Linked DNA regions of Mus musculus: all the other regions are linked to region 3. The links are chromatin loops, found by intact Hi-C in ENCODE. Cell type or tissue: heart. All regions are shown on one strand. Links, peaks and the distances in the headings refer to the core of each region. The heading gives the core; the rest is flanking DNA.

The links. Peaks named below come from ENCODE experiments on the same cell type or tissue, not always from the same donor. Only the 100,000 strongest peaks of a DNase experiment are listed, where the experiment ranks them.
Region 1: it touches region 3 in a loop (4-fold over the local background); 18 of 42 quality-filtered maps call a loop at or near these places.
Region 2: it touches region 3 in a loop (2.8-fold over the local background); 2 of 42 quality-filtered maps call a loop at or near these places.

Annotation. Positions count from the first base shown.
Region 1 is chr15:75,883,668-75,893,650 of GRCm38, forward strand. It overlaps Mroh6 (maestro heat-like repeat family member 6), which reads right to left and starts at 5,105. Exons shown (of 14, transcript NM_001282443.2): 1 at 4,760-5,105; 2 at 4,367-4,519; 3 at 4,055-4,209; 4 at 3,334-3,451; 5 at 2,966-3,150; 6 at 2,741-2,878; 7 at 2,496-2,610; 8 at 2,268-2,411; 9 at 2,014-2,187; 10 at 1,620-1,787; 11 at 1,278-1,397; 12 at 987-1,089; 13 at 838-903; 14 at 1-702. The coding sequence starts at 5,056. The coding sequence ends at 470. It overlaps Naprt (nicotinate phosphoribosyltransferase), which reads right to left. Exons shown (of 13, transcript NM_172607.3): 3 at 9,886-9,968; 4 at 9,639-9,769; 5 at 9,438-9,553; 6 at 8,890-9,086; 7 at 8,675-8,815; 8 at 8,296-8,380; 9 at 8,117-8,197; 10 at 7,913-8,015; 11 at 7,680-7,834; 12 at 7,482-7,589; 13 at 7,297-7,393. The coding sequence ends at 7,331. In heart, for the core only: CTCF peaks have their summits at 4,310 and 8,525 (motif pointing left); DNase peaks (open chromatin) are centred at 2,824, 3,304 and 4,124; H3K4me3 peaks cover 1,450 bases; H3K27ac peaks cover 551 bases; H3K27me3 peaks cover 8,000 bases.
Region 2 is chr15:75,743,231-75,753,213 of GRCm38, forward strand. Mafa (v-maf musculoaponeurotic fibrosarcoma oncogene family, protein A (avian)) reads right to left here and starts at 5,091. Exons shown (of 1, transcript NM_194350.2): 1 at 2,271-5,091. The coding sequence starts at 4,692. The coding sequence ends at 3,613. In heart, for the core only: a CTCF peak has its summit at 5,319 (motif pointing left); DNase peaks (open chromatin) are centred at 4,061, 4,583 and 5,121; H3K4me3 peaks cover 2,964 bases; H3K27ac peaks cover 1,693 bases; H3K27me3 peaks cover 4,511 bases.
Region 3 is chr15:75,830,539-75,840,521 of GRCm38, forward strand. Zc3h3 (zinc finger CCCH type containing 3) reads right to left here. Exons shown (of 12, transcript NM_172121.1): 2 at 8,718-9,983; 3 at 6,929-7,125. Among named protein-coding and RNA genes, the nearest start is that of Zc3h3, 6.4 kb to the right of the region's middle. In heart, for the core only: a CTCF peak has its summit at 5,137 (motif pointing left); DNase peaks (open chromatin) are centred at 1,513 and 5,143.

The DNA.
Region 1 (9,983 bases), core at 1,159-9,158, 53 kb after region 3:
GCTCTGACAAGAGTGGGGATAGGAAATGGATTGGTTATCCAAAGGAGTAGGGACAGACAGGAGAACAGGCCAATGCCTCTTGAATAAAGGGCACATTAAGCTAGAACAGCTGTAGGGAAGAGAGGTAGGATGAACCAGGAGGGCTGGATTACTGATGTAACTAGGAAGGCCATGACAGATAGGACTCTGGCTGACTAGTCCTAGGAAGGGCACACTCCAGAAGTGGACAGACTGGCCTGGCAAAGAATAAATAGACCAAGACTATAAAAGGCACTTGAGGTAGAATGTGCCATCCGCAACGCAGTTTTCACGTCGTGGGCCCATAGAAAATAGTTACAGGGCGAGGGGCACCAGTGGCCAGCACCAGGCCCACAGCGACCCTTCAAGTAAGGTCTCTTCTGCAGATCTGCTATAGTGGGGGCTGGCGACAGCGTTGATAGCGCCCACAAATCTGGATACCGGGCCTGGCTCAATGAGGTTCAAGACAGCTCCATCGGCCTGCAAGGCTCCGGCGTAGGAACGGACTATCGTCATAGAGTGGATGGGGCCTTGGAGGGTATGAATGGTGGCGGCGGATGAAGCGGAAGAGGTTGGGGCTGCGTGTCTGGACCTGCGCCCGGGCAAGCAGCGCCACCTGCTGGGCAGACACGTGCGCTGCCGAGGAAACCGCAGACTCCGGGTCGCCCTGCAGCTGTCCTAGGTCTACACAAAGGGGCAACTCAGGCTGCGTGGGAAAAAGGAGCCCGGGGTCCACCCTCACCCATTCTGTCCTATCGACTCCTCCCCAGAACCCTCCACCTCTCCAGCACTCTACCCCATGTTAAATCTGGTTCTCACCCTGGAACAGAGAGTCCAACAGGTCCTGACTGATTCCTTTGGGCCTCGTATGATAGACCAGGAAACCTGTACAAAATTGAGAGGTCTGGCCCAGCCCTAGAAAAGGTTGGCCCAGCTCTCAGAGCCCTAAGTGAGTAAGTTGGCCTCACCTATTAGCACAGTGGCTGCCCTACGCAAGGTATCCTGTGGGCTCCGCAGGTAACCCTGGGTCTGACTCAGGAAGTATTGAACATGGCTTGGATATCGCTGAACCTAGGAACACAAATGCTTGTGACAGGATGGAAGTACCAGTCCTTCATGGAGCAGGTAACATGAACAAAGGCTGTGTGGACCAGTGGTCATGTTTAGCTCAGGTAGAGACTCTGTTTTGAGGGAGAGTGGACTATAGACTCCTTGGGCAAGCAAGCGGCTGACTATACCCTGGTGCTTTCTCTACTAACCAGGCGGTGGCAGACGCGGCTGAGAGCCTCAGGGCTGTCGTAGTGAGCCACAGTTACCATCTCCTCCAGCAGGCCCCATCGAAGGGCCTGATCGCAGCGGGCTAGTGTCCACTCAGAGCTCTGGAATGGAGAAAGCAAGCAGGGTTGGGTGTCCAGGAGATGGCAAGTGGTGGAAAGAAAGGGAAGGTGGCCAGAAAAGGTTGGCAGAGCCCAGGGTGAGGTGCCCAAGCGAAGACCTGGACCTAAAGGTCCTTGAGATTCTTGTCGCTAGCCTGAAATCTTCAGAGAGGCCACGGGGTAGGAAAGGTATTGGATGAGTCAGATATGGGACAGAAGACTGACCTCAGCAGCGTCCTGACTCGAGTCATGTAGGCGCAGCAACAGGGGCACCAGACTCTGCAGCACCAGTTTCCGCAGGGGTCCCCGAAGCCCCAGCCGGAGCCCCCGCTGGCCCCGCCGCACCAGTGTTCCAAGGAGTCCCACTGCCGAAGCGCGGACCGAGTCGCGAGCCTTCGTGGAAAAATATAGTCAGAGCTCAAGGAAGCAAGAGTGGGAAAGATCAGTGCAGAGTAAGGAGGGACGAGGCCTGATCAGGGCTGCAAATTAGGCCTTAATCTGGTGGCAGGTCCACAGGCAACTGAGCGGGGAACATAGGCAGAGCCCGTGGGTAGGAGTGAGTGTCTGTGGACAATTCCAACGGGGATGCAGTGGGACCACAGGGCAGGATTTTGCTCACATCGTCCAGTAGCGGTGGGAGACGTGGTCGAAGCTCGGAGCTGAGGAGTCTCACGGGTGCTCCGGGCTGCAGCAGTAGTCTCCGCAGTGCGCCAAGTGCAGCGCCCACGAGCCGCACATCACCTTCGCCCAGTGCTCTTAGGAGTACTGGCAGCAACATGTTCACATGCCTTATCTGTAAAGACAGGACTTGTGGCTGGACCTTTCCAGACTCTACCTAGCGTCCACCTCTCCCGGCATCTTCCAGGTCGGCACCTTCCCACGATTCATTGCAAGGTTGCCAAGGGCAAGTAGGCCTAGCCAGCGCACGGTGGGCTCTGGGTCACCCTGCCAAGTTCGAAGGCGCTCCAGGATGACTTCCTCACGTAAGAGACGTGCAGTAGACTGACTCTGTAACAGCTAAGCAAAGGGGCACGGAGTCAGCATATCTCTGTGTCTGAGCAGGAAGTCACCACTCACTACCGTTCTGGGAAGCAGGCTCACCCCAGTAAAGAAGGCCATAGCGGTGAGGCGTTGCGGGTTGTTGGCACTTCGTAGCCGAGGGAGCAAGTCCGCAAAAAGGCCTCGGAGATGGTGATCAGCATGTGCCACCATGGCACTGAAGTAGGGGAAAGGGGAGTTCTTCTTCCGCTTGGAAGGGCTCATCCCCACCTCCTCCCCCATGCCACCATCGCACCTGGCTAGCAGGGAGCCTTCTCCTGTTGTACTGTCCTGGGTTGCCTCCTCACCTGGCCAGCAGCAGGACACCCTCCAGGTGTGTGTGGGCTCCTACCAGTCTCCTCCAGCCTCCTGCTTGCTCCATACATGTGACCACCATTCGGCCACCATCCCCTGTGAGCAGGGCCTTTAAGGCCTCCACTGTGCAGCTGGAGGTGCGAACAGTTGTGCAGTGGGCAGTGAGGGCAAGGGAGGCCTGTCCCACCACTCACGTATCCCAGGGTACCTTCTCTCACCTGGCGTGGCTGTGAGGTGGCCCTCGGTGGGAAGGCTCCCAAACCTTAGGGCTGTCGGGGGAATGAGCACCTTGAGCCAGCTCATGCAGCTGTGTGACCAGTGCTAACAGCAGGTGAGGGTAGAAGCCTCGAGTGGCTCCCACGCAGCCAGAGACGGCCAACATCTCTCCAAGAGCGCGAGTGGCCTGTAGATCAAGTGAGCCCACCCTTGGAATTCTGACAATTTTTGGATGTGTACAGGATATCCCAGACAAGTGTAACTCTGGAGCTAGTCCTACCGTAAGTGGTTACTCTTTGGCTGCTTGTGGCCAGACCACGCCCCTATGTGTAGGCCACGCCCCCTGATGGCTCTTGCTGAAGCCACTTACTGCCAGGGCCTCAGACTCGGGAGCCGCCACACCCTTCAGTGCCCACAGCAGTTGCACCAACACCTGCCCGTTTACTCGCTGATTCCGGCTTAGGCTTCGCCACAGCTCAGAGGCTGCCCTAGGGGTGAGGGGCCATGTAGTGAAGAGGAGTTGCAAAGAATCCTCAGGAAAGCCCACCACGGCGACCTCTAGGAAAAGGCTCCAGAAGCAAACCATCCTTTACCCTTCCACCATCCCATATCCCAGAGAAGACAAACGCAGACGACAACAGAGCCAGCCCCAGAGATCAGCAGCCCTCTGGACTACACTGTGAGCCCCGTTGTGTCAGCTACTGGGAAACAGACCTAACATTATTTTTTTTAATTTTTAAAATTATTGTAAAGAATTAACCAAAAATAAATATTGGGGTAAATGACCCGAAGAGCCAGAGGCTTCTAGGTGATCAAGCCACCGTGCTTACTTATGCCGCCCACATCTTCAGGTAAAAAGCAGGGGATGGAGGGAAAGGAGAAGAGAGAGAGAGAGAGGAGAGTGTCAGAGTTAAACTAAACCCAGGTATGGTGGTGTAACACCAGCAAAAGTCTAGGGGAAGGGATTTCCGGGGCCCTATTCCCTTACTGCCCGGTGCTGCAGGAACCAGATCCTATGACCAAGCTATCAAGCGGGAAGGGGGAAGGAAGCCGCGTGGGGCAGCGCAGCGCGGCTGGGCGGGGAGGGTTACCGGTCCGGGGGTAGCGAACTGGGTAGCAGCGCACACACCACGTCCTGCGCATGCTCCAGAGCCAGTGCGCTCAGCACCCGTAGGGCTGCCCTCCGGGGTCTCCCCTCTGCCAGGCTAGGGACCTGTGCCAGCAGCCCACGCACCAGACCGTGGACCTGGGTAAAAGGAACAAACGTCAGTAGTTAGAGCCCCAGGACCTCAAAAGGAAACTCTTGCCAGCACCGCACCTCCCTACACTCAGAGCAGCCTTTAGGGGGAGTGTGGTCGAGGTTGAAGGGAGGCTTGCAGGATTCTCTGGATGGGGATGCTAACCTGGTCCTCCAGCCGCTGCCCCCGGGCTTCCAGGGCTGAGGACAGAGTGAGCGCTGTTGCCTGGGTCCCGGCATAGCCAGCCTCCTCCAGACAGGCAGCTGTATACAACGCAAGGTCTGCAAGGGTTCCTTCCTCCCAGGAATACTGGGAAGCCTATGATGGAAGAATGAAACGTGGAGTTTCTGAAGTCCCCAAGCCGATCTCAACTATCCTCCCTAGTCCTCCAGTCTTCCCATCCCTCAGATGGCGACAAACCTTCCTCCCGTATGATCTTTTCCATCCGTTTACCCTCAGGACTCCTCAATGCCCCCCCCCCCCCCGTACTTCTTGTCTTTCTAGTGCCCAAGTGAACAGCCAAACTTTGCATCATCCAGCATCTGCCCTCTTACTCACCTGGTACGGTCTCTCGGGGGCTGGCTCCTGGGCATTGTGTGGGGAATAGATCTCACTACCAGCTGTGGGGGCAACCACTTCATTCCCAGGCTGGGCCTCAAAGGCAGGGGTGAGTGTTTGAATATAGGGCTCAGGCTCGGGCCCAAGCTCCTGGGGATCAGACTGAGGGCCTGTAGAAGAGGGTCCCACAGGCTGCCCCTGGCTAGCCCGGATTCCTTCCGCTAGAGCTGTCAGAGTTAGGGAGCCCACAGGGCCGTCCCGGCCGTCCCGGCCCCGACCCCACACACCCCCAGCCATAGTGTTCCTACCAGCGGCACCTGCCACCACTCTTCCAGTGAAGTTGTGTCCAGACCTGACCTAGAATCAGGCCCCGGGCGGGCCCACAGGCGGGCCTACAGACAGGCGTGGTGGCGTGGGCATAGACGTAGGTACATGCGAGTCTGAGCATGTGCCAGTGATTGGCTGTTCAATCACAGAGATATCCTAGCATGGACTTGTGAAGGGTGTCTGCCCAGGCTGCTGGAGCCAAGTGGGACATGGCCACTGCATAGTCTGGCCCTGCCCACCAGTGTCCATGGAGATCATGGACTATCGTGGAGGAGAGAAAGGTCTTTAACCCAACTGCCCATCCCCCTCTTGCCTGGGGGAGGGGTCCAGGGCAGTTTTAGATCCTTCTGAGGAAGCCCCAGTAGGGTCAGGGGCTGGGCTAGACCACATAGCCAAATATCCTAGGAACGGGCGTGGTCAGGTACTGTCATTCTCCCTGAACTTGAAACACTTGGGGTGTGGAGCAAATGAGGTGAGGCTGGTGATGCCTCCTAAATACATTTGCAAGTGCCCACTATTGTTGATGCGGGCTCCTCTGCATCCTTGCCAGTCCCGAGGTGGTATGTCTCATGCCCTGTCTGTCCAGCCCCTCCTTCTCTGAGACTGTCTTCCCTGTGTCTGCGTAGGCAGTGTGTATGTATACTGTTCGCCCGGTTGTCTTCCTTTCCAGGTTCATGCTCCCCAGGGCTGGCCCAACCTCTACCCTAAATCCCCGCTCTCCACCCAACCACACTATAGGCACTGCCCAGCGCTAAGCCAGGGAAGCTAGATGAACTAGTCTGACAGACTGCTCCAGGCGGAAGTGCATGGGGAAGTATTCCAAGCAGTGGGCATTCACGCTCTTCAGCTCCTATACCTCGGGCTACCCAAGCCCCAACTCTGCCTCCCACCAAGCCATGAACCAAACCATGTGGTGGTTTGAATAAGAATGGCTCCCAAAGGCGCATGCATTTGAATGCTTAGTCACCAGGGAGCGGTGTTATTCTAAGATTAGGATCCGGAGGTGTGGCCTTCTTGAAGGAAGTGTGTCACAGGGGTGGGCTTTGAGGTTTCAAAAGCACATGCCAAGGCTAGGGTCTCTTTCAGAATGTAGAACTCTCCCCTCTGTCACCATTACCGTGCCTGCATGTATGTCCCCACCATGATGATCATTGATCATGGACTAACCTCTGAAACCATAGGAAAGCCTCCAATTAAATGCTTTCTTTGCCAAGAGTTGGTCGCCATGGTCATGGCGTCTCTTCACAACAATGGTAGGGTGCCTAAGACACTCCAACTGTCTCTGGAGCAATTCTTCCTGAGTCTTACCTAGCTTGCTGTACCCAGACAGCTCCAGCCCTCGCTGAGGCAGCTCCTTGGATCCTCAGCTTTTTAAATCTCCTCCTCCTTCCTCGGTTACTGGGTCAGAAACTGAGACCTCCCACCCCCACCCCCAAGGCCTATAACAGATGATAGATCAGGCAGGGATGGCTGGCTTGGGACGCCTGACATAGGCACATTGCCCTTAGCAGATACAAGCGCCTGGGGCTATGATTAGACTCTGACACCCCATCTCAGAACCTCCCTATCTGCTTCTAGTAGTAGGTGAGGGCTTTCATAACAACATCCTCAAAACACAGATAAAGATAAACCCTCCCTCCTTCTTGTGGCGCAGAGGTTCCATTAAGCCCAGCCCAGTGGCTACCTTCCCACCTGCTGGGTGTTAAGTTTCAATCCAGGGCAAGCAGAGGAGATGCCTACTTAACATATCAAAGCAGACCTGGCCTCCAGGTCTCTAAGCATCCTCCAGTCTCTACCTCATACAGGGTATGGCTGGCATATCCCACCCTCTACCCGGAACTCTCCAGCCCAGGGGCTGGGCTGCCCTTCCCCCAGAGGCTGTTCCCTATATACTCCAGGTATTTGGGTCACTGGCTCTCCTTTTGTAACTTTGGCTTCCTGGATGCTGTATTTTCTGTGCTCTCCCCCCCCCCCCCCCCCGCCCCAACTCCATGTTGTTCAGGGCCATGACTTCCAGATGTGTCTGCCTCTGGCTATGGCTCTCCTATCTATCTATAATAAACTCATCCACCCTACCAAGGGGCAGTCATGCCCTCTCCTTTCCTTCGTATTAATTTTTTCCATTCACTGGGTCTGTGCCTCCAGCCCAGCCCTGGAAGTCCCAAGTGAGTAGCAGAAATGTGTGAACTAACGACACATGGCTGACAAGTGGTGGGAACAGAGCCGTGTTATTTATGACTTTTTTCACAGGGGACCTCGAGCACTCAAACTGTCCACCAGTGCCCGAAGCTTCTCTGACAGTGCGACCTGCAGAGAGAGGAAGGGGATATGGGCATCTGGAGCTGGAAAGCAGGGGGCACACAGGACACATAGGGCCGGCCACCCATAGGCCTACCGGATACACTGCAGGGCTCTGCAGCTGCTTATGTGCAGGGCGGAGGAGGCTCAGGGACTGCTGGGCAAAGCGTCTGGACTCATCCAGAGATGGCAGTGGCTCACACAGCTGCGAGGAAGAGGAAGAAAAGATGGAGATACTGGCTTCGGATCAGAGCGCAGCTGAAGTGAAGGCGCAGGTGAGGGCTGCAGCAGTCACCTGTCCCTGTTGCAGGTAGAGTCGCAGCAATGGCTCCACTTGGGCTGGCTTCACAGTGCAGGGCTCCTGGGTCCCCCGAGGCCAAACCCTCAGTTCCTGCCCAGCCTTGGGCGGGGGCTCTTCTGCTAACTGCAGTAGGTCCAGTAGCAAAGACCCTATATAAGAGGCAAGAAACATGTCAAAAAAGGACGGGGGACCTGAAGAAGGATAAATGAAGGAGAGTGGGAAATCACCATCGGGGCCTAGGAACCGGAAGGCAGCCTTGCTCCCTGGCAGTGTTTGCTTCTCAGGGTCCTCTGTCAGCTTGATTCGAGGCTGGCCTCCTACAGACACCAGCTGAAATGACAGGGTGTTTAGATAGCTACTACACCCCTGTCCCCTACTGCCCCCATGGTCTTCCAGACTCCATCCCACCTGGAACCAAACATTGTCTTTACCTTGTAGACACAGCCCATAGAAGGCTGTTTGGGACAAGTGACCACACTGGTGCCAATGCCAATGACATTCACCTCACTGCCCTGTGGGGAGAAGTGACAGTGACACTGAGCCACACTGCCACCTGTAGGGTGCCAGGGCCATCTAGACGATCCACCACCTGTACCTCTTTCACTCTTACCTTCTGGGCTAGCCTCATCAGCTCACTCTCGTCAATGTTGTTGCTGACTGCAATGGGAACAGACTCTAGCCAGGGCATCTGGAATCTGTATGTAATGGATTCCCAGGCAGCAACCCTTAGGCGCTCATGATTTACCGTGTCCTCTTTCCTTGCTCCTTCTGTCTCTATTAGCCATGCCTTTAACCACCTGTGGCTTAGGGGCCCCCTAGTGGTCCTATCCTACTCCTCCCTCCCTTCCAGGGCTTTCTCAATTGCCCCTGAAATAGGTCCATGGTCTCACTATAGGAGAGACCTTTCTTGTCGAGAGTTCCATCTCTCTGGGACTCACTCTCACAGGAAGTTTCTAGCAGGCATGCCATGCCCCTCATGGGAAACTCACTGGGCACCAGCAGTTCGAAAGATGCCACGGATCTCTTTAGCCTGCTGAAGCAGGTCACCGCTGTCCAGCCTCACACCCACTGCTCTGTAGCCAAGCTCCCCCAGTGCCAGGGCTACTGCCAGGAAGTTAGGAAGGCCACTCCTGCATGTAAAACAAGGGGATCAGGGCCTCAGTTGCTCTACTGAGGCCACCCTGATAGAGTGCTCACAGCTCACCTGCGTACACTGTAGGAATCTAGCAGGCCCTGGAAAGCCCGGGGAAAGGCCAGAGCATAGGCCACAAATGCTGCGCGCTCCCCTGGGTGTGGCTCCTGCTCCTCTAGCCCCAAGTAGAGGCACACACGCTTCAGCCACAAATTTACCCTGGCAGGCAGGTCCACTGTGGGGCCCTCACTAGAAGCTGGAGCCAACATCTGTAGAAAGATATCAGTAAAAGATGGTTCTAGAGTTCACTGGAAAGCCCAGGAGTGGCCAGTATGCCACGGCCTCGGGACAAAGGTGACACCATTCCATGCCAGCTTTCTAGTGCAGCCTTAGATCAAGTGCCCAGGGCAGTATCTGCCAGTCTGAATATATAGCAGTGCCCAGTTCACCCTAGGACCCAGCCCACTCCAGCTGGGAAAAGAATTGGTTTTAGGATCTTGTCTTCTAGAGTAAAATGGGCTCAACATGGAAGCACACACTGAGACAGAAACAGAAGGATTGGGAATTCAAGCCCAACCAGTGCTACATGGGACCCTGACACAAAACAAAACAGTACTAACCGGGTCGGGGGGTACCTCACTACCCGAAAATGAAGTGACAAAGGAGTGGGCCAGGGTCCCTGCCACCGGTACACCTCTCAGTTGTCCAGCAAGTGTGTTGCTGCTGCTGTCAAAGCCTGGGTGAGAAGGCAGGTAGGCTTAGGGGACTCAGAATATGATGGAACCTCCCCTTCCCCAACCTATGCCTCTCCCAGGCCTCACCACCCAGGTAGCTGTAAATTGAGGCCGTGAAACCCCCGTCGGGACCCTGAGCTCGCCGCAAACCCATCTCTAGTAGTTTCTTATCCGGCCCTGCAATCAAGCGTAGCCGAGCAGCATTGGTGGCTACGAGGCTGTGGAGAGTAACAAGTCATGAGAACCCAAGTGAGGGTCACAAAGCCACCCCAGTGGGAGGGCTTAGATAACCCCAGCGCTTCTATTGCCTGTACCTCTCAGGGACTCCGCTCACCTAGCGTAGCTGACCAGACACAGCAGTGGAGTCTCTAGCAGCTGTACCAGAAGAAGAGGCCCGGACACCTGCAGAAGCGGCACCTGTGGGGCGAGTGA
Region 2 (9,983 bases), core at 1,291-9,290, 87 kb before region 3:
GTGCTGGAGACACTTGGGTCTTGTCTTGCCCCAGCCTTAGAGCTATCTATAAAAAAGAGATGGGCGGGGGTTGGGGGGGGGGACTTCAGGGCTTTGGTGTGCAGAGGACAGAGTGGAGGAGAGCAGAGCAGCACCAAGCTGTAGCAGAGGTGGGGGCGGGGATCCGCAAGTAGCAGCTCTGGAGGTTGTAAGTGGGCTGCCTAGAATTAGCGGCAGGGCCAGGAGAGAGCTACCTGAAGCACTAAGACTGCCGGATCCAAGTTTGCAGACTTTACTGTGAAGTTAGTCTTCTGGGGTCTATGCTGTGTTGTGTGAGATCTTCGTAGACCACAGGAAGAGGTGAGGCAGCCCCAAACCTTCCTCCAGGTCACAGCTATGCTCTCATGCTATACCTGTTGTCAGTCATTTTAGTCCCCACTGGTCCAGAGGAGGCAGGTGGAAGAGTGTGGGGGGCATTGCTTGGGTGCAGGGTGTGGGTATATAGGTGAAGCAGATCTTGTCCTCAGGCAGCCTTGTCAGTGAGGTATCTATCTCCCCACCCCAACCCACCCCTTGTGGGTGATTCTCAAACCCACCTTAAATAGGCTCTTTGATGTCCCTGGCAGCTCACCTTAACCTCCACGCTAGAAAACCGCTTGCCTGAAGCCCTTCCACCCTCAGTAAGTTCCTCAAGAACACACTGAGACAATGGAAGCCCTAAACTGAGTATGATGATTCCCGCCTTAGTCCCAGCACTTGGGAGGCAGAGGCAGGTGAATCTCTAATCCAGGACAGCCAAGGCTACACAGAGAAATCCTGTCTCAGAAAAGAAATAGGTGGCAGCGGGGCTTTGTGTAAGTGTGCCCATGCCCTTGTGCACAGGTCAGGACTTCCTTCCCTGCACAGGACAAGGAAAAGCCATAGGAAGCTTCTCCCCTGGGTTTCAGGGTTCCCCAAAAGACTTCTAGAAAAGACCATCTTTGAACTCCATGTTCATTTGCATGCCTCAGTAGTCCTAGAGGAAAGGCAGGGTAAAGAGAGAGGCGAAGAGAAGGTGAGTGAACTCAGATCTAGTCCCTCACAAATAGGGCAGGATCATGGGGCAACCCTAAGCTCACAGCAGCATCCTGTGCCCCGCTCCCCGAGTACCACACCCAGCAGCGTTATAGCAGAGTCCCAGATGCTCAAAGGGGACAAAGGATGCCTTGGAGTACTGGATGCTGAGAGGTCAAGAGGCCAGTGTGCTGAGCAGGTAGGGTGGACACAGCTATTGCCACCTCTCCCCGAAAGAAATCCAATGGATGTCACTCAGCCTGGACCTGTCTGTACGTCCTCTAGCAGAGAAGGGATCTGTAGAGGCTCTGTGTAATGGAGGGGCAACACAGATGTCCTGACTCTTCTACTCTTAACCAGGACCTGTCATTGGGCCACAACAGCCAAGGTTCCCTCAATTTAGATCCCTTCTCAGGAATACATTTGTTGTGAACTTCCCCAGCAAGACTGGCTGGAGTCTGCAGGTCTCTCCTTGCACCAAGTTAGTTCTTCTAGTTCAACCCCCAGTTTCTTCTCTTTCCAACATTTTCTCCCCCCACCCCCCAAAAAAAGACTGGAACATTTGCTCCCAGCCTAAGGTCCTACAGGGCTGTCCCCTGGATTTATTCTAAGGCAGTAGGATCAGGGGACAAAGGTGGCCTGCTTTTCTCTGGCCTGGAGTTGAGACTCAAACTCAGGCGATTCTCTCAAGCCCACGGCTCCTTGTGGAACTGACATAGACCTTTCGATTTTTTCCAAGTCTAGGCAGGAACCTGGCTGACTCCACACTTGCCAAATTTGGAACTTTACACTCTACTCTGATGGAGAGAGGGAACTGTCATTTAAAAGTTTGCAGCGGCCCAGAGAGCAGGGTGAGATTTTTCAGAGATCTCTTACTACCCACGTTGGGTTTGCATCCTTTGGAGAACAGGAGCTGGGCCACCCCTCGGGGAGGCACAGCTGCCAAGAATGGCTGGGACTGTTTGGGCCACCAGGATACAACTGCAATGCACTTGGAGTCACCACCAAGGCTGCCTGGAGCCTCTGCCCTGCCCTGCCTCGTTGGTGCTCCAAGGCCAGCCACAGAATGCTGTCTTGGTTAACTGACAGACACTGCCTCCTGGTCAGTTCCTTCCTGCTCTTGCCTATCTGGACATACCAGTTCCCGTAAAACCCAATCCAGAGACTTTCATATTTTTCTATTCCAAGAGAAACGAATACAAGAACGAAAGCCACAGACACAACAGCCAGGTTCCAATGACTTTTGGATCTAAACATTTATTTTTTTTTAATGTTTTTTCTTTCCTCAGTTTCGTAACAAATGAGTGAGTGAGTGAGAGAGAGAGAGAGAGAACACAACAAAAACCAACAACACAAAATTTCTTTCCCAACGATTTGTCTAGCGTCCTGTTCAGAAGACTCAGTGAGAGCCACCTGGGAGCAGCAGAGGACGGAAGGGGAAGGAGCCTCGGAGCCTCAGAGCACCGGGGCCAAGCCTCAGAAAACCAGATCTCAGCCGGCGCAGATACGCCCAGCTTATAACACCCTCCACCGGGCCTCTCTTCCGGCTAGTCCAAAAAAGCGACCAAGCTTTAAACAAGATTCCACAAACGAAACACAATTTAAATTAAATAAAAACACTTTTCCACCCGCCCATGCCAGGAGGTTCAGGCCTAAGCCTCCTCTTTAAAAATTTTTTCTTCTAGAACTGTGCATTACTTTTTAAATTCTTTCGCTTCTCTGGAAGGTTAAAATAAGATATATTTCCCCAAGAGTCATAAATACGATCTGGTGCATAGAGAAATAGCAGCGCGGGAGTCCGGGCCAGCCCCAACCCGGCTGAGCACGGCCACCCCCCACCCCCCTCCCCCAGTCGAGTATAGCAGGACAGTGGGACCAACACGCAGGTAAGTTCCTCGGCTTCCTCTACAGGGAGCAGCGAACAGGGTGGGGACAAGCGGGCTGGAAGGCAGGCAGGGCCGGACCCCTCAGAGCGAATGAGCGAGGAGGGCACATGCGGGCACTCGCCGACCTCCGAGGGCGCACGGGGACCAGGGGGTTCCTCCGGGTTTTCTAATTACCAAGCAAAATAAATATTAATGTTGCGAAAATATGACTGCTTTAAAAAGGAGGAGGAGGAGTAAAAACAGAGCAAGTAAACGGAGGCAGAAAGAAAGACGACAGAGGAGCGCGGGGCCGGCGGAGGCTACCGGGAGCTGGTGGCGGCGCGGCCCCGCTGCGGCTGGGCGGAGGTTGGGACGCAGAACTGCGCTCCACGTCTGTACAAGTGGACGCTGCCGAGGAAGTCAGACCTGGCTCGGACTTCCCTAAGCAATCACCGTTCCCGGGGCGCCGAGGGACCCCGGCAAAGTCTAGCCGGCGACCCCGAAGACGCTCGGACCGGGGCCCGGCGGGAGAGGCGCACCGCGGTAGGTACCTGGAGCTGGGGCTTGGCGGCGGGGTGCGCAGGGCGGACAGGAGGACCCCGGCAGCTGCGGCTGCACCGCCGGAGCGCGCGTCCCGGGCCTCAGAGTCTGAACCGAGACCGGGGCGGCCTGCGCAAACTTGTCCCCGGCCGTGGCGAGGCCCAGGGTCCGGCACTCACAGAAAGAAGTCGGGTGCGCCTTTGGCCGCCCCGGGGCCAGCCTGCGCTGGCGAGGGCTCCCGAGGGAAGCCGGCCCCGCCCGCGCCCCCGGGGCCGCCCCGGCCCGCCAACTTCTCGTATTTCTCCTTGTACAGGTCCCGCTCCTTGGCCAGACGCCCCACCTCCAGCTTCAGCTGCTCCACCTGGCTCTGGAGCTGGCACTTCTCGCTCTCCAGAATGTGCCGCTGCTGCACCCGCTTGAAGCGGCACGACTGCGCGTAGCCGCGGTTCTTGAGCGTGCGCCGCTTCTGTTTCAGTCGGATGACCTCCTCCTTGCTGAAGCCGCGGAGCTGCCGGTTCAGCTCCCGCACGGACATGGATACCAGCTGGTCGTCGGAGAAGCGCTCCTCCAAGCGCACGTGGTGGCCTGCGCCGCCTCCGCCGTGACCCGCGCCTCCGCCGTGGTGGCCAGAGCCTCCGTGGTGGTGATGGTGGTGATGGTGATGGTGGGCAGAGTGATGATGGTGGGCAGTGTGGTGTGCGCCGTGGTGGTGGCCGGCACCCATGTCGTCCGCGCCGCCGCCGCCCGCGAAGCTCTGACCCCGGAAGGCCTCATAGGCCGCAGCAGCCGCCGGGTGATGCGCGCCGTGGTGCGCGCCGTGGTGGCCGCTGCCGATGAGCGCCTCCACCGCGTCCTCCGGCGTCAGGTTGAGCGCCTCGGGGTTCAGGTGGTGCTGGTACCCGCTCATCCAGTACAGATCCTCCAGCACCGCTTTTCCTGAGGCGCCCCCGACAGTGCCGGGGCCTCCACTCGGCGGCCCCGGGGCGCCCCCGGCCTGAGCCGCGCTGCCCCCGCCGCCCGCGCCGCCGCCTGTGCCCGGGCTGGGTGCGCAGAAGCTGGGCGAAGAGGGCACCGAGGAGCAGGGCGTGCTGAGGGGCGTCGAGGACAGCGAGCCGGGCGGCAGGCGGTGGCAGAAGCGCTCGGCCTCGGGCGGCTCCTTCTTCACCTCGAACTTCATCAGGTCGAAGTCGTTGACGTACTCGATGGCCAGTGGGCTGCTGGGCAGCTCTGCGCCCATCGCCAGCTCCGCGGCCATCGCCCGGGGCCCCAGCCCCGCCGCCGCGCCCGGCCGCGCCCCGACGGGCGGCGGGGGAGCGTGGGGGGAGCCGCGGGCCTCTCTCCCCCTAGCTCCCCCCCGGGCCGCGGTGGGCTCAGGCTCTGGTCGCGCCGCCGAAGGGCGCAGCAGCAAAAGTTTCCTGCTGTCAACTCTGGGCTGTGCTCAGGGGACGCCGCCGGCCAGGCCTCTCGGGTGGCCCCCCGGCCCGCTACGAGCGGGCGCAGGGCCCCCAATCCTGCCCTCCTCCTCCTTCTGTTCCTCCGCGGTCCTGGCCTGGAGGGTGCAGAGGCCGCGCCCCGGGCTCAGCCGCGCTCCGGGCTCTCCCGCCCGGCCCCGCCCCGCGCCCCACCCGCGCTGCCGGCCGGCCCCGCCTCCCTCGGCCCGGCGCAGAGCCGCACAAGCCTTTATAGAGACGCGCTTCTGGGCCCGCCTCCCCAGGTGGGGGCCGACGCCCCCGGGCCAATCGGAGCCCCAGACCTGCCGCCCTCATTTGCCTATCCCCATGGCAACCCGGAGCCCAGCTGTCAATCTCCTGCGGGAAACAGCTGTGGGAAGGGGTGGGGAAGGGCCGTCGGCAAGAGGAGTGGGCAGGGCCCCCTGGTGGCCGCCGCATGGGACTGCACAGCAGAGGGCGCGAGACCAAGTGGCAGATTCTGAGGTTCCAGGATCGTAAAGCCAGAGAGTGCAGGGAAGCTGAGGAGGCCCTCGTCCAGGGTACTCCTTCGGTGTCTCAGATCCATTAGGTGGTCTAGCTGGCTGTGTCCCGCACCAGGCCCAAGTGGCCTGGAGTCTCCAGAATGGGGACCTCTAACTATCCTGACACCGGTGACTCCCGAGCTGCCCGGGAGCGCCAGCTATTTTTATCCTGTGGTTGGGATGGGTTCAGGAATTCAGTCAACAAAGTTGCTGGCACCTCGGGCGGCGGGATGCACGGTGGAACCGCAGGCCTCTGAGCGTTGTGGTAGGTGGAGTGGGACAGACGCCTGTGGCCACCACGGGGCTAGAGGAGCAGGTCTCGGGTACTCCCTGCGTAGAGAACCCATTTCTCTGAATTGAATTCATGGGGCTGATGGGTCTGGACGCCTGCAGAAATGCCCACAAGGAATCTCAGACCCAGCTGCCCACCAGGGCGGTTTGGAGGAGCCTTGCTGGGTGGGGGCAAGTTGGAGTGACAAGTGGCAAGCAGATTGCCACCGTCACACTTGCTGAATGTCTCTACACACCTAGTAGGAGGCCGCTTCCGAGCAAAAGAAAGCCACAAGGACAACAGGGAGGGTGGGTGACAAGATGTGAGTTCTGTGACACCCTCCCCTCCCCTCCCTCCTCCAGAATTCCAGATCCCAACCGAAGATAGAAAGGGCGTGCATTCACGAACAACAGCTGGATGTGACCCAGAGTGCGGTTTTCTCCTCTCTGTTATCTATAATCTTATATGCCGTTGACTATTAAAAATAATAGACGGGCAATGGTGGTGCAGGCCTTTAGCCCCAGCTCTCCCAAGACAGGAAGATTTCTGGGAGTTCAAGGCCAGCCTGGTCTACAGAGCAAGTCCCAGGACAGCCAAGTCTGCACAGAGAAATCTTGCCTCGAAAAACTAAAAATCAATCAATCAGTCAATCAATCAATCAATCAATCAATCGATTCTTAAATATAAACCATTTGTGCACAAGGTGGAAAAAGTTTGAAAGGGTATTCACAGGATACCTATCCAGGATGTCATGGTGCCAAGGGCTTTGCCTACTCCCTCTACAGGTGCCTGCTATTTCACAGGGGATGCCTGGCAGCTAGGAGCAAATAGCTCCCAGCTCCTTCCCTCAGTGTCCAGACACTCCTCACCTTCATATTCATCTGTGCAGGCTTGGTCTTCAGAAACAAACAAACAAACAAAAAAAGCATGAGGAAACCCCTACAAAACTCTCCCCTCAGCCTGTTCCAAAGGAGACTTCGGGGAGCCATTGGAATGTCTATCTTTGGGACTCTACAGTGCTGAGGTGGTAGCCACAGCCATCAGTGTAATCATGCCCATTCTACGGATGAGGAAAGGAGGCCGTGAAAAGCAACTGGCCTTGTCCAAGGTAACCTATATCAGATCCACCTGTGGCCAAAGGGGAGCCTTTGAGTTAGAGCACGAGGTCTCACCAGGAGAGCCAGTGTTTCAGTTCTCTATGTCTCCTGTAGCCTGGCAAAGGCATTAGACTAGGACACTCAGCCTGAGCCCCAGAAGCTCTGGGACTTAAGGATGAGCTACATGTCTGGGCACAGCATCCCATGTGGCCTTGGGCTTACTAAAAAGGGTACAGAGTGAGATGATGAGATTGGGCAGTCTGCCTTCTCTGGACTCCACTCCTGGTGTGGGTGTGGTGGCATATACCTTTAATCCCAGTACTTGGGAAACAGGGGCATGCAGATTTCTGAGTTCAAGGCCAGCCTGATCTACAGAGCGAGCTCCAAGACAGCCAGGGCTACACAGAGAAACCCATCTCGAAGATAAAAAGAAAAGAAAAGATAAGAAAAGAAGAGAAGAGAAGAGAAGAGGAAAGGAAAGAAAAGAAAAGAAGAAAAGAAAACAAAAGAAGAAAAGAAAACAAAAGAAGAGAAGAGAAGAGAAGAGAAAAGAAAAGAAAAGAAAAGAAAAGAAAAGAAAAGAAAAGAAAGGCAGAAAAAGAAAAGATATTTTGATTCCCTCCCGGCGTATGCCATCACAAACTTAGCACCTCAAAAAGAACACGTTCCCTCAACTGTTTCAGGGTATCCGGTCAGGAACATAGGCAGGGCCCAACAGGGGCTTCTGGTGACATTTCCCAGGCTGCAGTGAGCTGTGGTTCATCTAGGACAGGGTATTTTTTAGACTCCAGGACAGTTGCCGACTTGCTGTTGGCTGATAGCTGCTGGGTTGGCTGAGTGAAGAGTGGGGCGAGCAGAAGAGACAGGGGAGCCTCAGAAGTGAGTGAGGGGAGGGAAGGGTGATCCCTGAAAGCAGGGCGGGGGGGGGGGGTGGAGGAGCCTGGACTGGTAGGGACTGCTTGGCAGAGTGGCAGAGCAGCTGGATCAAGGGGATGTTGAGGAGCCTGAGAGGCCATGTGTGGCTCAGGGATTTCCCAAGGGCTCTGGGGAGCGGAGAACTGGGCTGTGAGAAGTGATGGAGACATTGGGGTGCCCATCATGCCACCCCCCCCAACAACCAGTACCACCTACCTCCCGAGAGACTACCCAATGCTGCTGCTTGCTATTGGCTTGCTTTGGGCTCAGTGTACCAGATACTCAGCTCAGTAGCTCCAACAAAACTACTGGATGGCACCAGCTGGGTGTGGTCATTGTACAGGGCACGAGTCACAGGCAAAGCTGATCTAGCTTCCATGGCAGTAGAACATCAGCCATCAGAAAGAACTGTGCTGTGTGCGAGTATGAGCTGTCATGTTTTATTTCATTCATGGGGACCTGGCCACTGGGGGAGACAGTGAGTGTCAGATTACACAGAGCCGAAACTACACGGTGCCCCTTGTTAGAAAGGGCCTCACTATGCAGCACAATAGAGCTTTGAACTGAAGGTAATCTTCCTTCTCTTTGCTGAATGCGGGGTGGGGGTGGGGGGTGGGGGGGGTGGGAGGGTGTTACAGTTATGTACCACCATGCCAGGTCGGAAAGTTCTAAACTTCTGTCTCAGGTTAGAGATATGGCTTAGTTGCTTGTCTGTCATACACAAAGTCCCCGGGGTTTGATCTCCAGCACCTCAAAGCTGGGCATGCTGGCAGAGGCCTCGAATCCCAGCTCTCAGGATGTGGAGGTAAGAGGTCAGAAGTTCAAGGTCACCCTCAGCTACATAGTGAGTTCAAGAGCAGACTGGGATAAACCAGGCCTTGGTCTCAAAACAACAAAAATAGTCTCTGTGTTTTCCAGGTGGAGGCTGCAGAGTTCTACGGCAGCTAAGATAAAAAGGCTTACTTGGGATCATTTATATTTAAAAAGATAGACTGGACTGTGGAGATGGCTCAGGCAGCTAAGTGCTTGTCTTGTAAGCATGAAGACCCGAGTTTGAATGTTGGAACCCGTGTATGTGTGATGATAATGCTTGTAATCCCGGCTATGGGCAGATGGACACTGGAGAGAGGAGATCCCTGTAACTTGCAGGCCAACTGGCCTGAACGACATGGTGAAGTTAGAGGCCAAGGAAAGATTCCATCTCAAGCAAAAGATGGAAGGCAGCATCCTGGGCTTCTGATGAGAGTCCTTGGCTTGGCCATCGCTCTGTCCCATCCTTATCCCCATTCCTGCCTATAATCCAGGCACCATTAGTGGGTGCACACTCCATAAAGGGGGGCCAGTTGGGGAGTAGTAGGCCCAACCATGAGGCCCACTGCCAGCCCCAAGGTAGCAGCCAGTGACATGTCCTATCTCCTGACCCCACCCCCACCCCCACCCCAGTCCCCCACCCCCCGCCACCTCCACACATACCATATTCACCATCCCTGGTTTCCATGGCTTCTTCTAGGCACACAGAAGCAGAATTCTACAAATACACCTCTGGGCATATTCTCTTACCCTAGGGTGCTCTGACCAGTATAGCTGGGAGGCTCCTCAACTGGGGGTTGGGGGTGGGGGAGGCAGTTCTGCTAGCCTCAGGGACCCAGTTTTGGAGCACAGGAATTCCTGCTGCATTGGCTCTGTCCAGCAGGCCCTGACACTGGCGGCTGCTCATATATACCAGTGTGGCATGTAGTTCCTTGGGACTTGGAGTGTGTTAGGGATTAGCTGCACATTGATCTGGTGAGGTGGAGCCCCTCTAGACAAGGCAGCATGGTCTATAGGCTAAGTGCTGGGCACAAAGGTGAGTTACAGCCAGAAGAGCAGCACCTACCATGGCTGTCTCTGGCTATGTCAGTACTTGGTGAGTATAGGTACCCACTGGTCTACTCAGGACTCCTACCTACAGTGATGCTCACTAGGGAAGTGAGCACAAAGGGTGAGGGTGTGCTCGCTTGGAACCTATCTATGAAACTAGAATGCTCAAGGACCCTAGCCTGAGAAGTCAGCCGTGTGTGTCCCTCTGCCAGCCTGTGGATCATCAGCCATAGGGCAAGAGGTGGGAGCATGGAACAGGTGAGTGGTACCCTGCAGCTCTGCTTATTTCTATACCCCCTACCCAGGAAGAAGAGGGAGACCAGAAACACTGATCCTCCCCAGAGCATGAGAAGGAAGATGCAGGGATGACCCTGTAGGCCCAATGGCACTGGATGGCTGTGGTATAGACGGTACTTCATTTTGGTGGACTT
Region 3 (9,983 bases), core at 906-8,905:
TGCTTCCCTGCCCTGAGCTGCATTGGAGAAGGCAGCCAGCCAAGACCACCAAGAGCTACTGCCCAAGCTTAGGTCAGGTAAGGAAGGATGCTGTCACAACCAAACTGCCACTCCTAACACTGTGCTACCAGTCTCTGCTCTCTGGCTCAACTCCATTGGAAGTCAGCTCACCAGAGGCCACATGGCTCAGGGCCAAGCAGAGGACTGGGCACCTAAGAGACTGCAGATCACACCACTGCTATACAGCCAGCCTGTGAGCATTCTCATCTGCCAACTCTCCTGCTCCCAGACTTCCCCAACTGCCCTCAGTCACACAAGTGGTGAGACAATGCCATCCTATAGCCAGCCGGTGTTATGGGATGGTCACGGACCCTTCTAGCGTGCCCCTACTGGCTCCCACCCACCAGGAACACTTGGTTCAGGGCAGGAATAATATCCCAACAGGCAGGCCTGTTGTTTCTCCTTGCAGGTCAGTCCCTTTCAGACTCTCATCCTCAGATGCTGAATGTAATGATGCTCCAAGAGTCCTGGGCCTTAGAAGGACCTGAGATCTCCCCAGTGGGCAGTGCTGCTCTCAATGGGCAACCAAACACACTATGATGAATGCCTCTCTGCCCACATACTGACCAAGCCCTACCCAGTTTAAGTCAGATGAAACAGGTATCCCCTGACCAGCAGGGCTTGCTCAACCAATAAAAGCTTTGGGTTGAAGCCAGGAATTGGCTTGTAACACATGTGGTGACAGAATTACAGAGAACAATCTTCACTCAGAATAGTCTGCAGAAGGGAACCCTGTCCCAAACACTGCTTCTGCAATGGAATAAGCTTCCTTCCTCTGGCTCTGCACCAAGAGACTCACATCTATGTGACAAGAGTAGGACAGAGCGCTCATACAGGACCTTTCTAGTGAGGCAGTACAGACAATTAACACAGAAATCCACATACTGCAGAAATGAAGCAGGAAGTGGGAATGCCATGGTGATTTTTTTTTTTTTGAGTTTTTTTTTTGAGACAGGGTTTCTCTGTGTAGCTCTGTCTGCCCTGGAACTCACTTTGTAGACCAGGCTAGCCTCGAATTCAAGAAATCTGCCTGCCTCTGCCTCCCGAGTGCTGGGATTAAAGACGTGTGCCACCACGCCCGGCCATGGTGATCTTAAAGCAGATAGGCTTGTAAGGCTGACCACGGGCACTAAGCAGTTGCCTGAATGAAGGCAGAGGGCCCTAGATATCTGAAGGAAAAGGACCACACTGCAAAAAAAAAAAAAAAAAAAAAAAAAAAAAAAGTGTGGAGGTATGGCTAGCCAGAGTGGGTGGGGTCTACTCACAGAAAAGAATTGTCTGGCTGGGCAAAGTCTTCAAAGGCAGGGCTCTTTGAGGGAGCCAAGTCTAGTGTCTGGCCAGAATAGGTGGGACTTTGCTCAGAGGGGTAGGATCCGGCCCATGAATGAACAAGTCCTGGCCAAGAAGGAGTGAGGCTTTCAAAAAGGGGCAGAGCCTACCCCCAGCTTCTAGCCATCCTGAAGGCAGCCTCCTCAGAGCTCTGGCCAGTCTTTTAAATGACAAAACCTAGGCAGAGAGAAGGCAGACTTAATCAGAGGCAAGATCCCCACAGTACTTTGCCATAGGAGAAGTGAAAGTCAGGATGGTGGCTCACGCCTATAATCCCAGCACTGGGAGGCAGAAGCAGGAGGTTCGAGTACGTTCTTAACTACATATTTAGCCTAGGCTGCATACATATCCTAGGCTTTAAACGTTCACAGGATTAAGTAAGGAGGGTAACTAGTCCCAGATACCCAGGAAGCTGAAGCAGATCGCAATTCAAGGCCTCTCTGGGTTACAGTGTGAGTCCAAGGCCACACTGAAAAACTTAGTAACACTCTGTCTAAAAATAAAGGTAAAAAAGAGAACTGAAGCCAGAGCTCAGAGGGAGAGCGTGTGCTTGGGAATGATCAAGGCCCAGTATGCCCGATGAGTGGACAAACTGAGTGTGAAGCTGTGAGTATAGGAGGAATATGGATAGGTTTCCTCCCATGCCCAAAACCACCTGGCAAGCAGCCCCTTCCCCAGAACAGCTAAAACAAAACAACAAACATGACTCTGAAATGACCCATATACACCAAAAAAGCCTGCTTGGGAACTCTGTCAGAGCAGGGAATTCGAGGGGTCAAAGAATGAAGCTGACGGGCAGGGCCTAGAAGCACACAAAATCAGGCCAGCAGGCTTGAAAGCACTTGTCTATATGGCCAGGAGGGACAATGGAGAAGCTGTCCTACCACAGTATGAAGGCAGGCCTCACCCAGACACCAAGAAAGACTGGCCAGAGCTCTGAGGAGGCTGCCTTCAGGATGGCTTGAAGCTGGGGGTAGGGTCAGCTCTCAGAGAACACTGAACATCTGAGGGGTTCCCAGCCTCCGACTGGTACCAGTCCTAGGCTGGGGATGGCAAAAGAGCTACCCAGTTTGTAGCAGGGTGAGTGAGGCTAACAGAGCTTATACTGGGAAGACGCTCTGAGTACTTCCTTAAAAACCACCTGTGGGAATGAGCACCCACCCATACCAGCAGACGCTCACCACAGGCAGGACAAGAGGACCTTCACGGAGTAAGCCAAGGCCATACAAGCAGACAAGGCTTGTCACTTACAATCACTTATGCCAGTGATCCAAAATAAGTGGTCACTCAGTTTCTTACCTATGAGCACTGACAGTGTAATAAGCATATACCACAGAGCCACCACAGTGAACTGCCACAAGCCAAAGAACTCTGTACTGGAAGTAGGTAACTCTCCCCAGGAGACTCACGTGAAAGCCTAGGAGGCTGGGAGGCCTTAGTCTGCATGAAATCACAGTGAAAATTCACCTCGTCCTTATTACCCAGCCCCCAGCAAGCCCGAACCCAGAACTGACCAAATTAATCCTTTACCTAAGAAGGCTCGATTTCCAGGGCAAGGCCAAGGTTTGTTGAAAAGATTTTTAAATTTTATTTTATTGTTTATTTATTTTTACATAATTCATTCATTTTATTTATTTTTGGTTTTTTAAGACAGGGTTTCTCTGTACAGCCCTGGCTGTCCTAAAACTGACTCTGTAGAAGAGACTGACCTTAAACTCAGAGATCTACTCACCTGCCTCTACCTCTAGAGTGCTAGGACTAAAGGCATGTACTACCACACCCTGCCGATTCATTTTATTTTTAACAGTTTGTGTGTGTGTGTGGTGCCCACATGCACTTGAGTATGGGTGTCCATGGAAACTGGGGGTGTCAAGACTTCCCTAGAACAGGAGTTATTGGCAGTTGTGAGCCACCTGAGTTGGGTGCTGGGAATCAAACTGGAGTACTCTAGAAAAGCAGTATATCCTCTTAACTGCTAAACCATTGTCCCAGCCTTGTTGCTAGAAACATTTTATTTTAAATGATCTCTGTATGTATGTCCATATGTGCATATGTGTACATGCATGTGCATATGCATGGAGTCCAGAAGAGGGTGACAGATCCCCTGGAGACCAAGTTATAAGCAATTGTAAGTGCCAGGCAGTGGTGGCACACGCCTTTAATCCCAACACTTGGGATGCAGAGGCAGGCGGATTTCTGAGTTCGAGGCCAGCCTGGTTAACAGAGTGAGTTCCAGGACAGCCAGGGCTACACAGAGAAACCCTGTCTCAAAAACCAAAAAAAAAGCAGTTATGAACTGACCTTGATCAAGTCCTGCAAAAGCAGTAATGTTTTTACCTAAGCCCCAAGACCAAACTTTTAACATAGGTATAGGAAGAAAAGGGCAGGCAATGGCCACATATCCACCGTGGGCAGATAAAAGAGAAGTGTCATCCTATCTAAACCTACCTCGGAGAGGTGATGACACAACCTCTCTTCCCACAAAGGCTCTTTCTTTACAGTACACAGCTGAGGCTTCCAAGAGGCTGCTGGTTAGAAGCCCATGACTGACTGTTACTAAGCTGCTACCTAAGCTAGAGCAGCAGGTGCTATATCAGATTAAACCACTCATGCACACAGCTCAGAGCCAAGCCACATACTAGGCCTAGGCCATGCCTTATGTTAGTAAGCCTGGGAGCTCCCTCCAAGCCTCCCAGGTCCCATGTCCCCACACCGACCAGGGGAAGAGCATCACATGCTAACTACCAATTGCCACACCCCTAAAGCATCAACGCCTCTCCCCAGATGCCTTTTCTAACAGTTGTCCGTTGAGGCAGACCAAGCAGGTCTCAGCAGCAGACGGAGCACACATGCCTCCTTGACCGCCTCAGGGCTCTCTAGGGGGCTCATCCCACCCCATAGCCAAAGGCTGACCAGAAGAGAGACACTACATCAGACAGGAACCTTCCTGATACTCTCAGTCCCCAGGCCTGAGCAGCCCCATGGCTGCTGAACAATGCAGTTTTGAATTCAATTAAAGCGATTATCTGTTGTGCCAAATAAATTGTGTACAGCATATATCCTGCGGCACTTTACACCTCCAGGCTCATTATTCCCTAACTGTTTCCTCCTGTTTATGCGCTCTCAAATTAAATTGCTGATAATACGCGCCAAAATAAAAAATGAGCGCACCTTGTCCCAAGAAAATTGATTCTCCTTCTCCTGAACTGGCGATTGCCAGGTTTTATATACTCGGTTCCTGGTGATCATTAGTAATTCAATTTTCTTTTTATTAGCCCCCTTATCTGCTGAGCAATATAGTGGCAGCGCTGACCTCTTTCGCACGGGTAAATGTTTAAAATCTTTTCCCTGATTAATTTTGCCAGTTAAGAAAAAGAGGAGAAATGGCCCGGCTCTTAGCCATCACAATGAATAAAGCTTAATGTTGATTGTGATGGAATTTCTAATGCCAGGGAAATTGATTGAACGCGGCAATTACGCTGCAAGAGTAACTCGAGGGAGATGGGATCGCTTTCTTCTGGCCGTAGCCTTTTGGTTATTTAAAACAATCCAATTTGCAAGGATAATTATGTATTAGTGTTTTATCTGCCACTTGAAATGAACAGGGGAGTTTCGATACTGGCCCAGCATTAGCAGGTTATTGCTGCAAATTACTTGATATCTGCTTTCTTTCACATAAAGAGGAAATTAGGCAATCAATTACCAGAAAAGGGTGGATGGAGGGATAAGAGGGGCAAGGGCGCCCTCTACTGGCTGCTAGGCCACACAGTAGGGCTGAGTAGGGACCTGGAGAAGGGGCTGGCCAGGGTTAGCTAGGCTAACCCAATTCCTTGGCACACAAAGTGTGGATATCAGGGTACTGGCACCATGAAAATTCTGGAACTAGGGCTAAGTGTTTTCCTGGAGGCAAGCAGAAAGATTGGCCTCTAAGCACTAGCTAAAGGGGCAGCCCCTATCTACTGACCCCACGTACTGGGAGACGCTAACAGCCACAGAAGCTTGGGGGGCTGCACTGCTTGGAGATAGAAAAGCTCCAATCAGCAATATGGCAAAACTCCAGCCCAGGGAATCAAACAGACTGGCCGGAGCTTTGAACATCATTCAGGCTGGGATACTTAGACAAGCAAGGAAAGAGGCAGACAGTAAGCCTTGCAAGGGGGAAAGCACAAGCTGGTCCCTAGAGCAAGCCAAATCCATCCAGGCTCCAGTCCAGAGGAATTACCACTGTCACTCCCATCTCCTCCTGCCTCCTGTACACAGCCCACCATGTGATCTCTGCCTCTCTAGAGTAGCCGAGAGTAGTGGCCTCTGGAACCGCTACCTGAGTAGACAGGCTCAGCATCTCCTGTTTTCACAACTCACTTGCTACTTAGATGAGGATACCCCCTTGAGCTCACACACAAGGCCTTGCATGCCAGCCATCCTGACTCACTGTCTACTCCAGCCTGCTAGCCCAACCTTGTCACCTGATATTCCCGAGAGCAGCAACACAAGCTGTCTCCTGGCTCCCTCTTCTATCCTTCCCTGAAATTACAGAACCTATTCCCTCCCTTTGGCATAAAAGAGCTTCCCCCATTACCTAGTGCCCTTTGCACTGGGGTAACCCCCTTCTCTGATCCTGTATAGCACACAGCTATATGATCTTCCTCCTGCTCTGTGGTCCACAGTGCCTTCACCTGCACAGCTGAGCGAGCGCCATTTCCTCTCCTAACTCAAGTCTGCTGAGGAAGACTCCTAATGCCTGCCTAGTGTTGACACTCTCCCCGGAGCCCATAACTATATGCTTCTGCTTTCTTGTTCACCACCCAAAGCCAACTGTCCCGGCTGTTGACAAGGGCTCAGGCAGCCACTCGTCTCCACTAGAATGTGGCTCAGTGTCCCCAGGAACTAGAATGATTCTTGGCCCCAAGGTGCCCATCACATGCTTGGCGGGTCAGCAGGTGAATTGTGGATAGAGAGACTCCCCAGAGCCCTTCCTGCAACAGAAATACCAGGGCACAATGCAGTCATCACATCTGTCTATTACTAGAAGCTATCCATCCTTCCACCTGTAGTGGAGGTGCCACCAACAGTTTCAATAGCCCCCTAACACATCCAAGGCACCACAGGTAGACACACTGAACTCAGGACCCCTCACCCTTCACTCTTCCCTGGCCACCTGTGGGGCTTGGGAACATTGTAACAGCCACTACCAGCAGGAGACAATCTTTGCTGTTCCCAGTTGTCCCAGTCCATAGACTCTACCCCACAGACATAAGCAAGTGATGCTATTCTAGAGAATTCCAGTAAGGAGCCCACAGCCCTTCCTCACACTCTGCCAGGCAACACTAGCAGACTTTCCATCTTCTCCACCCAAAGCTGTAAGCCTCTTAACCCATCCTTCTCAACTGGCCAAGGGGAACCCAGCCATGTCCAAGCCACCCTTCTCTCTAGCCTTTCACTTGGGTTCTATACCCCTCCCCCCTTAACATGGTTCCTATCATCCCAGCAGAGTGCAGCCCAGCCTCAGCCAGTGCCTAAGCTTTCCTCCTTGTCATACCTTCCTTGGTGGAGAGGTGGGTCCGGCTGGACGGCAGGCAGCAGAGCCGGTGCCTGTTGACCTGCATCAGACCCTTGTGGGGAGTCTTCCTTAGAACCGGGCTATTCTTCCCCCGGAGGGCCTGTCTCCGTCGCTGGGTAAGATGGTTTTTGCTGGTGGTGGCAGTTGTAGGGCTGTTCTTCTTGTCCCCAGGAATGCTATGAAGATAAAACACAAAAAAAAAAACTACCAACAGGCTCACTGACAAAGGCCCAAGCACCTTCATCAACTGGAGACAGCACAGGTTGCAATGTCCTCCAAGTAGAGCAGAGCAGAGTGGATTCAGACCCTGTCCCTGTCCCTGCCCTGCCCCATGCACCCTGCACCCTGCTCACTGCCCACTGCCCCTGCCCCAGCCCTTCTCCAAGCCAGATGGAATTTTAGTACAGATTTTAGTACGAGACTACAGGAAAAGGTGATGGAGAAGGACCGCATTCCTGAAAACGAGCTGCCATCAGGCTTGCATGCCATCTCCCAAGCACATCTTCAAGGATGCTACAATACTCCACCTCTGAAAGCCGCACAATAGAGGAAGGCACCGGTATGACAAGAAGAAATCTATTCTCTAGGCATGGTGAGCATGGCACCCAGGCTCAGATAACTAGAGACAGCACAGAGCCAGAAGAAGTGAGCATACAGAGAGCCAAAGACCAAATTAAGACAGCAGGAAGAACCTCCTTAGGGGGGTTTATGACAAGGACAGTAAATGTCTTTTGGAAGAACACTGTCTTATGGCATAGGCAGGCCCCCTGCCTGGTAAGCAAACAATACCTTTGCCATCAGTGGCTGATGTGAAGTTTCTGACCCCGTGACCATATACCCTAGGCTAGGATGCCATCTCAGAGTATCCTGAAAGGACGCAAGGGTCAGGACCTCAGTGATATGTGCTCATAAGCCAGCAGCTTGGCCTGGTCACTTGGCCACCAGCAAAGAGCCAGCTGGGATGTAAATGCAATCTGTTCCCTCTGGAGCACTGGACACCTAACACCTCAGCTCACTTGGAAGATGGCAACAGAGCACAAGGCAGGAAAAGCCTGGGACTGCCATGCTGCCGTCCCTTTCAGTCACCCCATGTGGCACAAATGGTACATCCTTCTATCTGGACAGGGCCAGAGTGCCCCACAAAGCCTGACTTCCTAGAACCTAGAGCCCTCAAGTAAAAACAGAGCAGGGGAAGTCCAGGCATACCTGGCGGAGCCCAGCACCCTAGTCCACCACCCACAGCTCAGACATATAACCCACTGCTCCGGCCAGGACAGCCACTCGGCATTCACCTAATGCTACACACTGGACAGACCCACGTGCTGCTCCCAAGCACCTAACCTGGCAAGGCACCATATGTTGTTGAACCCTGCCCACCTAGAAGGGAAACTACCCAAACCTAGTTTCTCATCAAGAGAAGAAAAGATGGGTCTGTCGGCATTACCAGTGCCAGAGCTCTTGCCTCCTCAACCTTACTGGGGCCCCAGGTAAGCGCCTGAATCATTCGGCCTTTACCTGACACATCTCTATATGACAACAGTACTTCTAGCCTCACTCCATGAAGCATAACCCAAAATCACACTCAAAGCTCTCGGCTTAGGTCACACATGAGTGGTGCTGAATAAACCCAACGGGGGCCTTCTTTTTCCCCAACCTGGAAACCAGGAAGGGAGTGAAAGCTAAAGTCCAAATTCTCTAATGTAGGAACCAAAAGCGCTTCATGAGCCCTGCCCCACCCACCTAGACCGGACACTGTAAGACAGCACACCTGGTATTGCCCCGCCTCCGGATAATCTTGGTCCGGCTCTTCACTTTGTAAGCTGAGAGCTGTGACTCTCCAAAGAGGGGCTTCAAGCTGCTGGGTCCCCCTGCTGGTCTGTCCCCTGATGTGGGCCTAGATGGGACTGGGGAGAGCTGAGAAGTATGGTCCTTGCTGCCAGCCTCAGACTGCCAACGGAAAGAGGAAGAGGAGGAAGCAGACGGGCTGGAAGCCTTCCACTTGTACTTGCTGGGAGAGAGGCCAGGCTTGGATGGTGTGGCCAGTTTCTCCGGCCTCACCTCTGGGTCAACTTTAGGCTGTGGCTTCTCTGTCTTTCCAACTGTACCCAAAGTGGCCTTGTTCCCGCTCTCCAGAGTTGTTCTGGGACTGAGGGCTCTCCGAGCGACCCGTGGGCTCTTTTCTGAGGCAGCTACCCATTTGTAGTTGTTTTTCCGAAACTTGCTGGTTCGACAGGACACGAGCAGTGAGGCCTCCCTGACCTGCCTGGCTGTTGCTGGTCTGACTGAAGCCACCACTGGCCCCAAGGAAGCTGGCTGGTCTGAGTGGCCAGTGTTTGCTCTTTGGTCTCCAATGAACTGTTCAGAATAGCTGGTAGAATGAGGGCCTACCTTCCTGCCCAGAGCCACAGCAGTGTGATGGGGCAGGACAGATGGGAAGTGTACCCTGAGGGCCACTTCATTTTCACTGACTGTCCGCCGATGCTCGGGAGAGCTGTCACTCACCCTGCCCACAGACTTCACTACCCGAGGCTTGCCAGGCTCCTTCTGGCAGACCAAGAGGGGGTCGTCCACACTGTAACCCACCTTGGTTCTTCCTGGCCTTGCAGGCTGCAGTTGTCCACCAGGGACCTCAACCTCACTTCCTTGGGGTCTTTGGCCACTCCAAGAGGGGTCATCACAGCCTTCCAAGGACCCCCGCTGGACCCCTGAAGCATTGATGGCACCTGACTTTGATGGTGGCTTGATCTTAATAACCATATTCTGATCTGGACTGAGCTGGACCTGTCTCTCCAGTACATACTGCTGGGGTTCAGGATGCTGGCTATCCTCAGACCTGAGGGATGTCTGAAAAGCAGGATCGCTGGCTGGGTCAGAAGATTCCACAGGCTGATTCACAAGGGAGTATTTCTTGCGCCACGAAGGGCCATGGTGTGAGGAGAAGCCCCTCCGACTTGGACGGGAGTAGCGGGCGCCAAAGGTCCTGCCACCCGGGAACATGGGTGGCTGCCACCGAGTAGCTGATGAGTTGCCCAGG